3 separate regions of the Mus musculus genome follow, and all the other regions are linked to region 3. The links are chromatin contacts, found by Hi-C or POLR2A ChIA-PET in ENCODE. All regions are on one chromosome and are shown on one strand. The core of a region is the stretch at or near the end of the contact, and the rest is flanking DNA. Distances in the headings are between cores, read along the strand shown.

What was found. Hi-C counts contacts between places; a loop is a spot of excess contacts on that map. ChIA-PET counts read pairs that join two places held with the same protein, here RNA polymerase II (POLR2A).
Region 1: a loop to region 3 is called in a map of regulatory T cell, with 2.2 times the contacts of the local background. The contact joins two enhancer-like sites. A Hi-C loop is called at or near these places in 2 of 37 maps with a recorded cell type or tissue (heart and regulatory T cell). POLR2A ChIA-PET finds 5 or more read pairs at or near these places in 2 of 5 experiments (Patski and embryonic stem cell).
Region 2: a map of adrenal gland shows a loop between it and region 3 (2.4-fold over the local background). The contact joins two enhancer-like sites. A Hi-C loop is called at or near these places in 6 of 37 maps with a recorded cell type or tissue (T-helper 17 cell, adrenal gland, left cerebral cortex and 1 more). POLR2A ChIA-PET finds 5 or more read pairs at or near these places in 2 of 5 experiments (Patski and embryonic stem cell).

Annotation. Positions count from the first base shown.
Region 1 is chr15:59,564,377-59,569,259 of GRCm38, forward strand. The region is part of intron 4 of Nsmce2 (NSE2/MMS21 homolog, SMC5-SMC6 complex SUMO ligase); the gene reads left to right. Among named protein-coding and RNA genes, the nearest start is that of Gm36677, 51 kb to the right of the region's middle. Within about 2 kb of position 3,617, at least 3 of the 3 ENCODE cell types and tissues checked have a DNase peak (open chromatin) inside an H3K27ac peak, as active enhancers do.
Region 2 is chr15:59,477,237-59,482,023 of GRCm38, forward strand. The region is part of intron 4 of Nsmce2 (NSE2/MMS21 homolog, SMC5-SMC6 complex SUMO ligase); the gene reads left to right. Among named protein-coding and RNA genes, the nearest start is that of Nsmce2, 110 kb to the left of the region's middle. Within about 2 kb of position 3,480, at least 2 of the 3 ENCODE cell types and tissues checked have a DNase peak (open chromatin) inside an H3K27ac peak, as active enhancers do.
Region 3 is chr15:59,521,855-59,526,416 of GRCm38, forward strand. The region is part of intron 4 of Nsmce2 (NSE2/MMS21 homolog, SMC5-SMC6 complex SUMO ligase); the gene reads left to right. Among named protein-coding and RNA genes, the nearest start is that of Gm36677, 94 kb to the right of the region's middle. Within about 2 kb of position 2,316, at least 1 of the 3 ENCODE cell types and tissues checked has a DNase peak (open chromatin) inside an H3K27ac peak, as active enhancers do.

The DNA.
Region 1 (4,883 bases), core at 2,367-4,866, 44 kb after region 3:
GTTCCATGCCTGCCTAGGCAATACATAACAAAAGTAGGTGGGTGTGGGAGTGTCATAGCATTGAGCAGCTCAGTAGACTCGTGTGGGCTGTTTCCTCACCTAGAGTGCTTATTGATCATCAAGCCCTCACTCGCACGGTACTGGGAAGAGTAAGTACTAGAGTAATTGTTACTCTTGCCAAAGAACCCTCCTGAAAAGCCACCAGTCACCTAGAACCCCATAACCATCAGACCACTGAGGTGGGGAGTTTAAACCAAAGCCAGGTGAATTACCATGTATGTAGGGCTCCTAAGCATCAAACCGCTGAGGTGGGAGTTTGGACCAACGACAGTTGAGCCAAAGGAGAGGATGTGATGGCCTAGGAGTGAGTGGGAAGGGGTGGCTTTAAGGGGAAGAGAAAGAAAGACAGCTCTGGCTAGGTGAAAACAGGACTCACTTTGGGATGCACCATGAAGAAGTGAAGATTCACTCCACTGCCCTCAGGAAGGAAGCTAGCCTTGGAGACCCATAGCTCTATGTCATAGCATCAGAACCACAGACCATAAACCCACCTCAGAAAGATCAACATATCCTAGACATCCAATGGGAAGCATTCCTTAAGCTTTGAATGTTCATCGGGTGCTAAATAAAGGAGAATTTAGAACATGGCATCAAGGAGGGGGAAACCATGTGGAACGGGGTCCCCAAGTAGGGACAGGTAGACTAGAGATCTTGCGTCTCCATTGACTCAGCTGTAGACCAGGGCTAGCACTAGGTGACCGCAGCTTTTTCAGTTTGAATATAATGCCAAGTCCACTAAAAAGCAAAAAAGTCCACCTGTTCCCTTTACACATTAGGCTCCTGTGTTTGTGCCATGCACTGTGGAAGTACAGCCATGCATTCGGGAAGAAAACATAGCATTGAGCAGTTTGGTAGACTCCTGTGGCCATTTCCCTACCTGCCAAGTGATTATCTGTCCCCAGGTCCTTACTCGTGGCATATGGGAAAGAGTAGATAATACAAAGATTGTAAAACACTGTCAATGTCAAGTACTGTGCCATAGACAGAGCAGCCACACAAGGCAGGAAAGCATCGTGAGAAAGAAAATAGGCATTCTTCCCCGCTGTGATTTTATTGTTCCCACCCCCCAACCCCCACCCCACCCCGAGACAGGGTTTCTCTGTGTAGCCCTGGCTGTCCTGGAACTCACTTTGTAGACCAGGCTGGCCTCCTGCCTCTGCCTAGGATTAAAGGCGTGCGCCACCATGCCCGGCTTGTGATTTTAAAACTATGTTCTAGATTTTTAACAACTAACCATCTTGATCTGTATTTTCCTGTTAATTGGAACTGCCCAACACACTTTGGGGCAGTACCTCCAACATCAGAGTGTGATACTAGAAGTCATTTCATTGTTTTCCAGCCCAAATCTTTTTGCAAAGAACTTGAGACAAGCTTGTTTCATCTCCAGTTCCAATCACTAGCCGTGTGATTGCATGTATAGGGTGGAAGAGCCAAGGTTAGAGCGGCACACAGGAAATCCAGACTCGGCTGCTTCTAAGCTCCAGTCAGCTGCAGCTCTGGGACAAATCAGAGTTGCAGACTTTATTGAGAAGACCAAAGCTGCTGTGTGGACTTAATCTGCTTAATTTCCCCAACAATAGATATAAAACTAACTGCAAGGTCACACAGAGGAGGAAGTTATCTAGAGTCTGCAGTTTAGTGTCTTGTCCAGTGTGTCTACATTCTCCTAAGTAAAGCAACTTGATATGTCTGGAAAGGGTATGTTTCTGTCTCCACTTTATATATGCTTAGAAAATTGGCAGATTTGATATAAGCCTTCATATTCACAGATATCCTAGAAATATCTACCATAAGTCTATCCGCTATTAAGGTCACAGTAATAGGATTGTATGGTTTGTAGAATTAAATATGCTTAGCTTTGGCCTGCTCTGAGGTTTCCAGTTTTCAAAAAAACATGAGAGAAAGCACTAGCATCAGCGTTGTCTCCATTAAATTAGATAATTTGCAGACTATGCATAGCAGAGTGCTGGCTTTCAGTGCATCATAGCTCGCATTACAGAACAGGTTCTTAGTCTGATTAGACTTTCACTGAATAGTTAAGCTCTTGATAAGAGAATCCAGATGAACAGGTAGTGTTTCGCTGTTGGTTAGTTGGCTGGTTTTGCATTTACTCTTTATCGTGGGAGGCTTGTGCATGCTGTGTTACATACAGGAGTTTAGAAGACAGCATGTAGGGTTCCGTTGTCTCCTCCAAACTTGGAGTCCTATGGTTCAAACATAGTTCACCAAGCTTGGTGCAGGTATCTTTATCTGCTGAACATCTCACCGGTCCTGTTTTTGTCTCAGATCGGGTCTTGCTATGTAATCTTGGCTGACCGGGTACTTTCTGTGTAGCCCACCCTGGCCTCAAACCCACAGCAGTCCTCTTGCCCCCTCACTCTGCCACATGCAGCCACCGTGCCCATTTTAGAAGAATCCCCATGTGCTGGAGAGCAGGCCTCTGCCTGGCCTGTGCCTTCTGTGTTCCTGGTTGGTAAGTAATGGGTGTTCAGGAAGGAGCTGCTTGCTGCACTTGAGCTTGGGTTTCTGTCAAAAGGAGATTGCCTCTTCAGTGAACCCTTGAGTCTTACGAACCAGTCCTTGATTTCAAAATTTCTTTTGAGTTCTCATGAATGTGGTGAGCTACCATGCAGTGTACTTGGAAACAGTCCAGTTTGGTTCTAAAGAGAGAAGGGAAGAGGAAGGGCGGAAGACCATGTCATCTAATTGGTTTGGGACCTTGGAAGAGACAGGATTGTCTGAGGGGAGCACCAGGTGGAGAATCCAGTATCCTACACACTGCTGCCAGCAGCACTTGCTCCTGAGAGGGAACCATACAGGAAACACATCATCCTGTGCCCATGCCAGGCCATCAGAGTCAAAGCCCTAGGAGTAGGGGACCGAGGCGTCTTTGTAGTTTAGTTTGCCAGGTTTAGGGAGCATTGCCACAGCCGTTTTCCAGGCCCAGGAAGAGAAAGCAATTCCCTGAGTCACTCCCAGGGCTAGTCAGTGACCAAGGCCAGCCTTAGGTTCAGAAGACACTCGGCCAGTACAGGGTCTTCCCAGGTTATCCCAGCCCCTGGTTCTCTACTGGCTGAAGAGCAGAGGCAAACGCTTCTCTCTCTGTGCTATCGAGAGCTGCCTGACCTTAAAGGGCCACTGTGGGGTCAAGCTAGTTAAAAGATGTTCTGTTCTGTTCACCGTGTCCTTTACTCACAGTCTGTTCTGCAGACAACTGAAAGGCTGCTAAATTAAGCCATTTTTCAGAGAGGTCTGAGTCATCTAGTGGCAGCTGTCGGTGCCTCGCTGGAGGTGCTTTGATCATTGTTGTCTAAATGCACACATTAGTCCTGGGCAGCAGTGTGTTGTGCTGTGCTAGGGACTTACTGAGATAATGGGCTCAGCCCTTGAGGACATCAAGGAAAGCCAAAGGCTCATGAGTTTCTCTCAGGGCAAGAAAAGGCATGGAAGCCACATATTTTAGCACCAACAATCTAGTCTCTCGGCTAGGAAAAGCTTGAATGTATCCTGCCTGCCCAGTTAATATAGAGAAGGGAAGTACCTCACTCAGATCACATGGGAATTCAGGAGCAGATGGCAGGACACAGCAGAACAGAATTGGTTTCCTCAAGGGAGTTTCCTCTATTCAATCAGGAAGGCTTTCATTAAGAGTTGTCATTTCAAGGACATCTGGAAATGAGGTCTGAGAAGCCAGTCCAAAGCACAGTGACCATGGGCATATGTTTGAGAAGAGTGGTGTACAAAAGAAGAAAAAAAATGCATTAACCTGTTATAAAGCAGTGTGTATAACTGATTTAGAGCACGGGGGTGGGGGGTGGATGGGTGGGGAGGAGTCAGAGTAGGAATCTGAAGAGGCCAGAAGTCACCAAACAGTTGCCAACGACAGCATTCTCATGGGTCTTACTGACATGACTAGGTGGTCGAAAGTGGTTCAGGGGGGTTAAAGTCACTGCCACCATTCCTGAACAGCCATTTCATGCCATGTCTAGCATATTGCATAAAATGTCTTTTTCCTTAGAACAGCTTTTCAGACAGGTGTTTTCCTCCAAGCCAGTGTTCCTGTGCCAGTGAATGCCCACTCAGACTTGGGTGGCTTTCTTAAAAGCACAGGGCGTTCGGGAGACAGAGTTCATACTTGTTGGTTCCTTCCTTGAGGCCTCTCTCAGGGTATTGAGGGGGAATGTTAGGGAGAGCCATAGGAGATCACCGAAAGCTTCTATCTAGGCCTGCAAACAAAAGGGGATAAAATGGTAGCTGTGGGTGGGGTCATACATTTCTGATTAGAAAGAGCAAGAAAATAATGCAAGTTTTTGCCATTGCCTCACCGATGCTTAAGGAAGAACAAATTGACCGGAAGTTACTTACTTGGCAGTGATTGACCTGGTGACATGACCCATCGAGTTAGAAAAAAGGAAGGCTCCTCAAGAAGAAAGATGTCACATAATAAGCTTTACTGGTGAGTTGGAGTGTTTAACGTTGCAATGCCCAACAAAAGATGAAAGGTAAAAGCAGATTAATATGTTGATGTGTCCTCTCAATAGATGATAGCACAGCATCCTGTGACCTAGGGTCTCACAAAATCTGCCACAGGCCTGTGTGCATCGGGCACTGGAATAAGATGGTAGATCACGGATGTGAGAGGATACAGCTAGGAATGGAAAGATCGAAAACTCCGGGAAGCTGTGTGCTATCATGCCAGCCTTGCACTGGAGGGAGAGCAGGGGAATTAAGTCTGGCAGGGCCCAGGGTCCTGTAAGAATGGATCATTAATTTTTTTTAAAGATGAGAAAGGAGGCTTTTAGGCAGGAAGCACAGTAAACACA
Region 2 (4,787 bases), core at 2,230-4,729, 43 kb before region 3:
AATTCACCCCTTTAACATTCTAAGTCTACTGTTTGGTGGAATTAAGTATGTTCACATTGTGCAGTTGTCACCACCAAGGCTGGGACTTTTTTTAGCATCCCAAACAGAAATCTGATACGGGTTAAATAGTAATTCTTCACCTCCTCCTCCTCATTGGCTTCCATGAACTACTTCCTGCCTGGATGCATTTGACTGTCTGTGTGTGTATACAAGGGCATGCTCCACACTGGCTTGAATGTTTTGTCCACCACCTATATCACAAGTTCGTGCATTAATAAGGCCAGGTAGTTTTTCAGTTTGCATCACATTTTTTCAAGCATTCATCTGGTGCATCTTTGAGTTTCTACTTTTCAATTATCATGTGAATCATTCACTCGTGACTATTGGGCTATATCTGTCTGAGTTCATCCTTCAATTCTTCTGTGTATGTGTCCAGACTAGAATTGTTGAGTAAGATAGCTTTGACAACTGCATTATGTATAGCATCATAAAGAATGTTTCCACTCTCTTTAAAACTCACTCGACCTGTTTCTCTTTCTCTCATATACTCCTCTGCTTAGCTTTAAGTATATATATATATAATAGATATCTATTTTATATCCCTCTAACCCAAAACTTCCAGGTAGAGTTGAGTTAGTCAGCCCAGTGGTCAAGTGAGTCAGAAAGTTATTATAAATTACTGCTAGTCCTCAGGGCCTTGAGATTTTGAAAGTTACATACACAGTTACTACAGGTAACTACACATTTAGAAAGAATGAGTTTCAAGTAAAATGTTTTGCAGGCTTAAAGTGTGGTATATTCCTTTTCATCCACATGTTTTTTTAAGCACCTGTGCTATTGCCAAGGCCTAACCTAGATAACTACATAGGAATTAAAGAATCCACTCAAGTGAGTTTTAGGAGTTTCTACCGTTTCTGTCACCTAAGTACTTTAGATGGTTGTTCCTTTGAGTCATGGGTTTCAAAAGATCCTGCTTACCCTTGCAAAGCTTCTTCCAAATACTGAACTACCATGAATAACTGACATCCTGCTTGTCTAAAGATGAATATTTTCCTTGGAACATGACTCTCCAGTGAGGCTGCTTGTGTGACTGTTGCTGTGTCCAGTCCTGTCATCACAGCCGTGCCAGACCCTTTGGCTGTTCTACACACTTGTTCTACATGGTTGCAGTTTCTCTCTCCTCTTGGGTGTGCTGACCAGCTCTTGCCCACTTCGTTGTCTTTATAGTAGAGCACTGCACTAGGAAGGAAGATAAGGAACACTCGTCCTGCGTCTTGGGAATTTTGGCCTTTAGAGCAGGGGTCTCCATGCTTTTTTCATTGTTCACTGCATATTAATTGCATTTTGTTGGTTTGTCTGTATATATGCTGTAAGTAATTTCAGCATTTACATTGGTAATGAAACCTTTTTTCTTTCCTAGATAAAAGTTAATTATAAAAAGTAGTCATATGGTTTTGTGTATATTCTAAGGTGTATGCAACGTACTTTAAATACCTCTGCTGGGAAAGTTAACATTATTTTTCCTGAGTGAAATCTAGAGATGGTCCTAGGAATTCCAGGGATGAGTAGATTTAGTTAAGGAATTGCTCTAGTATCTGTTCCTCCATCTTCCCAATTCATTTGCTACCCAAGCACAAAAGTCCTATGTGTGTTGGGAATCGAAATAGTATATTCTGAAAATAGGGGTTTTTAAAGAACATTTGGTAGATTTTTATTTTTACAAGATGAAAAGTCCTAGAGAAATGTTTTTATAATAATGTGAATGTATTTAATACCAATTGTGTCAGCTTTCTGATTTAATAACCCAGTATCGGAGACAATCAACCTTTGATAAGTTTATTTTAGTTCTTGGTTTCAGAGGCCTCAGTCCATGGTCACTTGACACTTTCTATTGTTGCAGGATTTTCCCTGTCCAATCACATTAGGACAGTGGGGGGCCTGTGATTGGACAGGAAAAGGGAGGCGGAGCTAGGAGTTGGGGAGACAGAGAGGTCGCAGAAGACAGAGGTCGAAGGAGGAGGAGGAGAAGCCAACATGGAGGCAGATAGTCAGGAAGAAGATCCCGATCCCATGTGGTTTTAAACAGCAACTAGTAGCTAAGATTTTCACAAGGTTAGAATAATTGGGGTAAAACTTTTATCATTATCAATTGGCTCTGAAATTATTGTATTGGCATCTTGTAAATTGTGATCTTATTGTTATATAAATCTACTTGGATAATTAAGCTTTAAGAGTGATGTTTCTACTGGATAATTAGGTGTTGAGATGGCTTTTCATAGGGTGTGTGGGGTGTTGCATGGAAGTGTGAGGAACTTGTGGGGGACATCTTAGAGATGGCCCAGTGGGAACCCTGTGGCCCTGTGGGGCGAAGAGTTGACTGCCAAGAGACTGAGCAAGTGAGATCACCTGACATGGGGGTTAGCCCTAGAGAGTTGGTAGCGGCAGGCAGGAGCATAGCCTGGCCTGGCTGAGAATTGGCGTGTTCATTTTATAATATTTCCCTCAACAATCTATTGCTTTGGGCCAAATGGTAACACAGTATACTATGACTGAAACACATAGAAGGAGGCGAATTTACCTTATGGCAGCCAGGGGGCAAAGAGATAGATGGGAATGGGCTCAGATCCCCTTTAAGGGTACTCTCCTAGCCCCCAGATGACAGATTTGGGGCTAGATTTCCTCCACTAGATTCCACATTAGAAACATTAGACCTCACTGCAGCATCACACACTAGGCAAGCTTTTGCATTATTGGCCTGTGAGGGACACTTAGAATTGGAACTGTAGCACTAATGAATGAAGGCTAAGATGGATTGCTGGTGGCTCTCCTGTCTTGCTGCCAGCCTGCTGCCCTGTCTAGTGTAGGGAGTACACTTTTCTTTCTGTTGCAAAAACAATAAGGGCATCAAGATGATAAATTTTATGTTATGTGGAATTTTTTTCTTCTAACATAAAGACAATCAGATCTTACTTACTCATTGCCTGTAACTAATTTATTTTAAAACCTGAGCCACATAACCAGACTGTCACTGTCTGTGATCCTGTGTAAAGATTCCATGTCGTACCTGTCCTTCTAATTTTCTACTGCTTTGCTAAGTCCTTTAGGCACTTTAGTCTGTTACACCGCCACAACCAGAGAATGGAGTTTTGATTTGTAATACAAACCAAGTAAAACCTATGACTAGCAGTCTCTGGAGCTCCTTCAGTGGTACAGACTTGAAGAGGGGCCTTTAATGATGCCCTGCCTGCCATGTTGCTGTCTGGGATCCAGGAAGGCAGGTAGACAGCAGTCTGAATTGCATTTGGTATTTCCTGTGTTCCAATGCCTGGATGTAAATGAGAGATGAGCATTTCAATTTGGATGATCTGGCTGGGTTCCTAAGCCGAATGGCTGCGCATATACCATAAACACCGTGAAGAAGCAACCATGGAAACACTTGTTTTCTTGTTGAGCTAAATTTACTCTGGGTTGAATATTAACACAGCTCCTGGCAGGACTTTAAAAGCAAAAATAGCTTAAGCGTGATTCACTCTGAGTCACTGCTGGTGCTGAGCTGCCTGGTGCTTGACATTGAACAAGTTGGCAGCCTGCATTGCTACATTTTTTCTAGGAACTCTGAACACATTTCATTCTTGTGAATTTGCTTGTGCAATGATATTAAATAGAGTAATATGTTTACTTTGTTTCTAAGTCAAATGAATTTGAGAATGGCGAAACTAAAGTATTTTTCTTGGGCTTTCTGGAAAAGCAAGCTTCTCAGAATTCTGTGGTTTCTTTAACAGTTTATTTTATAGGAGATTAGTAAAATATGGAAATTTTAGATTAGATACTGGGGCTTCTGGAAGTTTTGTTAAAAAGTCTAGTAGTACTATTAAGCAGGATTCATTAATCTTCTGTCCTTACCAGACAAGGTGATTGTGCCATTCACAAAGCTCTTTCCTTTTCTTTCTTACCAGGGGAGGGAGGGAGGGAGGCAGGCGGTACTGCAGCCTGCTGTACACTCAGCTAGGCGGTTAACTTAGGAAATACTTTTCTTATTTGAGATTATATAATGGGAAGTTCATGGGTTTTGAAAGGCAGACCAGACCCACCCAGGGGATCTCTGTTGGCTCTTTAAAGGCCTCCCTCACATGCCTTTCCCTGAGTCAACCCAAGTGGCTGCTAAATCGTGAGTAGCCTGTTGGCTGACTGTGGGAAAACCTAGGACAGAGCAACTCGCCTCATCCATGATCAGCTAGGGCTGAGTCTAGAACGCTATATGAGAATGGTTTTCCCTTGATGTTGCAATTTCTATTTTAACATGTTTTTGTTTAGCTTTTGGAGTTGCCCAACAGTGTAATTTCAATTGAGGTTTAGTTTCAGCTCTTCCAATTTTTTTTTTCTAATTTAAAGACACTATCATTTTGTCTTAGAACTTCAATGACTTATATAAAAAATGGTTTTCCTATGATAGTCTTAAAACCAAAAGGAGCCTAGCCTAATTTTTGATAGTATTTTGAAATTATTTTACCATAAAATTGTACATTAGAAGATGCAACTCTGGTAGAGAATTTCAACATAGTTGCATAAATTGTGTTTCATATTACAACTTGTTCTCTGCTTGACTTCACTGAAATTAATAAAAGAACCCTTTCAGAAGGATCTGGTGAGTTAGCTTTGGTTTTTTTTTTTTTTTTAAAGAACTTACTCATAGTGTATCCTGTGTTGCTAAGTTTTCAAAGTTACCCATTTCAACCACACCCAAACCCTTTCAGAGGCTTGAAATCTCTTTACTCAGATGTCTTCCC
Region 3 (4,562 bases), core at 1,066-3,565:
GGTTATAGCCAAGCAGATCAGTGGGCTAGCCTCACCTCACGACCTCCTGACCCTCTGAATCCTAGTCATTTCTATTGTTCATTTTACTGTCCAAGATCTGCCACGGTAGGTGTTCACCCTCCTGGCTCTTCCAGTTTTGCATTCCTTTCCTGGGCCTCCAAAATGTTCTGTACATGGACCTCCAGTGCTCTCAGGAAGGAGGGAAGACAGGAGCTGTTATTTATTGGTTCTCTGCTGCTCATCTCGGTGATTCAGCCCAACCTACACTGCATACTTGGCCCATTTACTAGAGCAGTCACCAGCACTCTGTGCTCCTTTGATCACCTCACCTCCCACTGTGCCATCGGTCCAGCCAGCCCCTGTCTTTTGTCCTGCTCCAGTGCTCCAGGACTCTTAACTGAAACACAAGCTCTTCCAGATTGAGCCTTCTACAGACTGGCTGCTCAGACAAAGATCACCTAATCTGCCCAGCTCCCAACCCTGTGAGCTGCCATTGCCAGGCATGGCTTCATTATAGTCTTCCAGGGAGCCCTTACCAGCGGAGCAAAACTAAACTCGTTCAGATCTTCTCTTCTGCCATACTGTTGCTGAGCCCGTTTCCTGTTCCCTGGCGGCCTTCCATGAGTCCCTCTGATGGCAAGTCCCCTTCTCGCTTGCTTCTGCAGAGCAAAGGACTGGTTGTTTTGAGGCCCTACTTCTTGCTTTACTTTTGGTCACACTGCATCTTCTGCCCACTCCGCTGTCCTCCTATCTCTGGCTACAGAATATCACTTAGATAAGAGCACACAACGATGTTTCATGTATTTTCCCTGATGATGTACACAGTGCCTGGTACAGTGTCTGCCATGGTGGAAAGCCCACGAACATTTGAACAGAGAAGAAGCCAAAAGACAAAGGAGAGTAGATTGGACCCTGCTGCTGTTCTATGTGCATGTACGCATTTCCTTTTTAAGGTTTCATTGTGTATATTCATCAGCGTCTATTTTCTTCTCATCCCTAGAAGCCCAGTGAAGTTAGTGCTGTCATCCCTGATACGTATGTGCAGAGAAAACTCATAGAAGTCACTCTGCTTGTAGGGGGAAGAACTTCCTGTCTTTCACAAGCCTGCTCGATGCCGTCACTTCTGAAAAGCCTTAGTATGCCCCTAGCCTTCCATGGCACTGTTCACTCATGGGCGTCTCTACAGAAATGACATTGTGCGTGGCTCCTGTGCCAGGTGCATTACGCCCTCCTCCTTGCCACTGCTTACATGAGGGCTTCTGGTATGTGGGGTCTTTGACAGTTTTCACTTTCTGTCTCACACTCCATATGCCAGTCTTAGCTCTATAACCTCAGACAAGTTATGAGTTCCTCAGGTGGGTGGAAGTGTTTCTTCTTTTATGTGACCCTTGTTGGACATACATAAGGGATTGTTGCGTAGTGACCATTTCCCGTCTGCTGAGTTGGAGGCTCTGGGACATGAGTCTGGTAACGTCTTCATCACTAGGCTGTTCTTCAGATCTCACTTGCATCTTTCTGTTGTTCCCTGCAGAGGGCCTCCCCTTCTCCAGTAGCCTGTCTGCCTCTTCCAGTCAAGCACTGGTAGTCCTTAGATATGACGAATATGGTGACTAACTGAGAAGCCTCTTTGTAAAGACCTCAAAAGCAATCACAGGTTTAAATGTGTGTTTGCAGATAAATACATACATATGTTTGCATATAAACAAAGATTTTGTCATCTTCTTTAAGTGCTTAACTCGCATGTGCTTACTAAGACATCTCTGCAGACTGTAAATTAAAAGAATAGCCAGCCACCGAGAGTTCCAAGACCAAGAGTTCCAAGACAAAAAATCCGCAAAAATTCTTTGAAAAATTTTTGGCTAGAAAATTATTTTAATTGACTTTTTAGTACAACTTTTGATGTTAAATATAATGTCAGTGGCAGAGAATCTAAAATAATAAGCATACTTGGGATCTTTAAAAATCCATTGTCAGTGTCCACCATGTGCAGATTTTAGTTGATTATAGTGAAATGACTGGCGGGGAGAAAGAAAGGTGTTCTAGTAAGTACTCATAAGGAATTCCAGAAGCTTCTGGGAGCTAGGACCACTGGTTCTGGAGGCACTGCACCATCTTTGGGTTCTCCAGTGGCATGGAGGGCTGCTTCTGAGCAGGCCTGGCCCTCCTCTCAGGTTTGCTTCTCAGCTTTCCCTGGTTCCTTTGGAGGAGAGGAAGTGTGTGTGTGTGTGTGGGGGGGGGGGGGGGTCTGGAGAAGCCTGAGGGCAGAACCCATGGGTTGCTGAAGTGAGCGAGCCCTGTGGTTGCCATGCCAAGGCCTGGCTGGTGCTGGCTCAAGCTCCGTGTTTGCTTTGTGGGAGCATGCCGGAACTGACCTTTCACTTGCCCTTCACGCTCTGGGTGACTCAAACGCTGAGCCATTGTTTTAGGAACTGATTATGCTTTGACAGTATGGCAGAGGTATTTCCTCAGTGCTGGGCCGAGGCTGGGAGGTGGGTAGATTTTGGTATGATTTTGCTTCAATTGGGAGGACCGCTTTTCTCTTTCTTTGGGTATTGTTTTGCTTTTTCCATCTGTAATACACATGCCAGTCCCAGATGCTGAAATTCACCTGAACCTGTCCAAAAATTGCCAAGAGATCTTGTAGCTTTCACTGGCAGCTTGTAGCCTTAGTGTGGCATTTCTGTTAAAGGCTCACTCTATCCTTGCCATCATATGGAGGCCAAGAGTCAAAACAGACAAATGTGGAAATGTAAGCCATATAAAGCTCTGTGCTTGTAAATCTTCATAGTAGAGCAACTATAACAGTGTGAAGGGAGGCTTTTATTACGTAGATTCATGGAATCTGCCCTCTCTGAAAGTTTGGAGTTGCCGGTTAAATACGTATGTATTTTTCAAAGGAAATCATCAAAAAGGACATTCCGCTCTTATTACAAAGTTATTTTAGGGGTAAATATTTTGATAGATGTGGTTCGGTGCACCTGGGAGCTGAGCCGTAGCTTGAGGCGGTTAGAACAGATGGAGCTCTGAGATAGTTCAAGGCTTGGGTTTTCCCCTGTGCAAGCACATGGCTGGTGGGCCGCAGGAACCTTAACTTTCTCCATGCTGATGTTAGAAAAGTAGCTTTCTTATGGAAAGGTCTCATTACTGAAGCGTTCGGGGACCATCGTAGGTCTTCTCTGAAATAAATGTATAGTGAGGTCTGTTGTGTACACACATTTTATTAAGAGAGAGAATGCAGTCTCTGGCCAGGAGTAAGTCATGTCAGGACTGCCTACATTTGCATCAAATGCAAAGGTCTGGGATTTGGGCGCTGACTGACTGACAGGAACAGCAGAAGCTTAGCAAGACAGAAAGACTGCTGTGAGCTTCCTTCTTTTTTGAAGTTGAGTTGAATCACTAGTCAGATTGAAATCCTAGCATATAATTTTTAAAAATAGTCTAGTGTGTCATCCAACCTTGTCAGGAAATCAGTGTACACGAGCACAGCTCTGGCTGCTTCCCGTGCTCACCTGCCATTTCAGTAGAGAGCTTGCTTGGCTAGGGACATTCTACAATTCTAACACTTCTCCCTCTTTGACTAAAGTGATCTTTTGTCAGCCATGAAAGTATTTGTCCTTGTGAAAGTCACCTCGTAGGAGCCGGGTGGTTTGGTAACCTGAGTCCAGTCATGGGGCCCCGTTCATAAGTTAGTGATCTTGGAACAGGGACCATGTTTGTTGGTGTGATTTGTCTCTGTTTTGGTTTGGTTTTGTTGAGAAAGTCTCACTGTGTAGCCCAGGCTGGCCTGGAAATCAAGCCAATCCTGGCTCGGTCCCCTAAGTGATGAGTTTTACAGGTATGAGCTACCACACCCAGTCGTTTGTCACTTCTTATTTCCTATCTCAGAATAAGTTCCCCAAGGGCAGAAACCACCTTTCTGTTCTCATCGAGTAGTTGTTGATGATTTGTTGACGGACACATAGCTGAGAACTGTTTGTGTAACCCCCCCCCCCCCGCCCCCAGCTCTGAGTTAACACATGGTGATGGTGATTTTTCAGCACTTCCTTATTAGTAGCACAGGCAGGAACATGGATATTGCAAGCTCGCCAAGCGCTAACCCTTCCCACCCTTGGTAAGAGTTCCTGATAAACCTTTGGCTTCTGAGGAGAGAGAACTAAGCCCCAGTACCTCCTCAGCAACCGCCTTTCTAGATGCGGGAAGTGGATCTGGACTGTCAGAGCTGTTCTAGTGTCATGGAGGTGTCCTGTGTTTGCAGCAGCTGCTAGCCCTATTGTGCTCTTTCACTGAACGCTCTATTAGCCTTTGTGCCATCTGCTTATTTGAGACAATACAGCTGGGTTGACTGCAGCCATTCCAACAATCAGGATTTTCTTTTTAACAATGTGAACATTGCATACTGCCTCTCATTGTACACAGTATTAAGACAAAAAATACCATTTAGAAATGGTTGTGCTAAGCTCATTTTAAAATAAAAAGGTTCTATTTAAAGTTCAGCTGGTTATAGTATAAACCGGTTCTGATGACTCATTCTAGCGATACTTTTACCCCCCACCTGTGCTTTT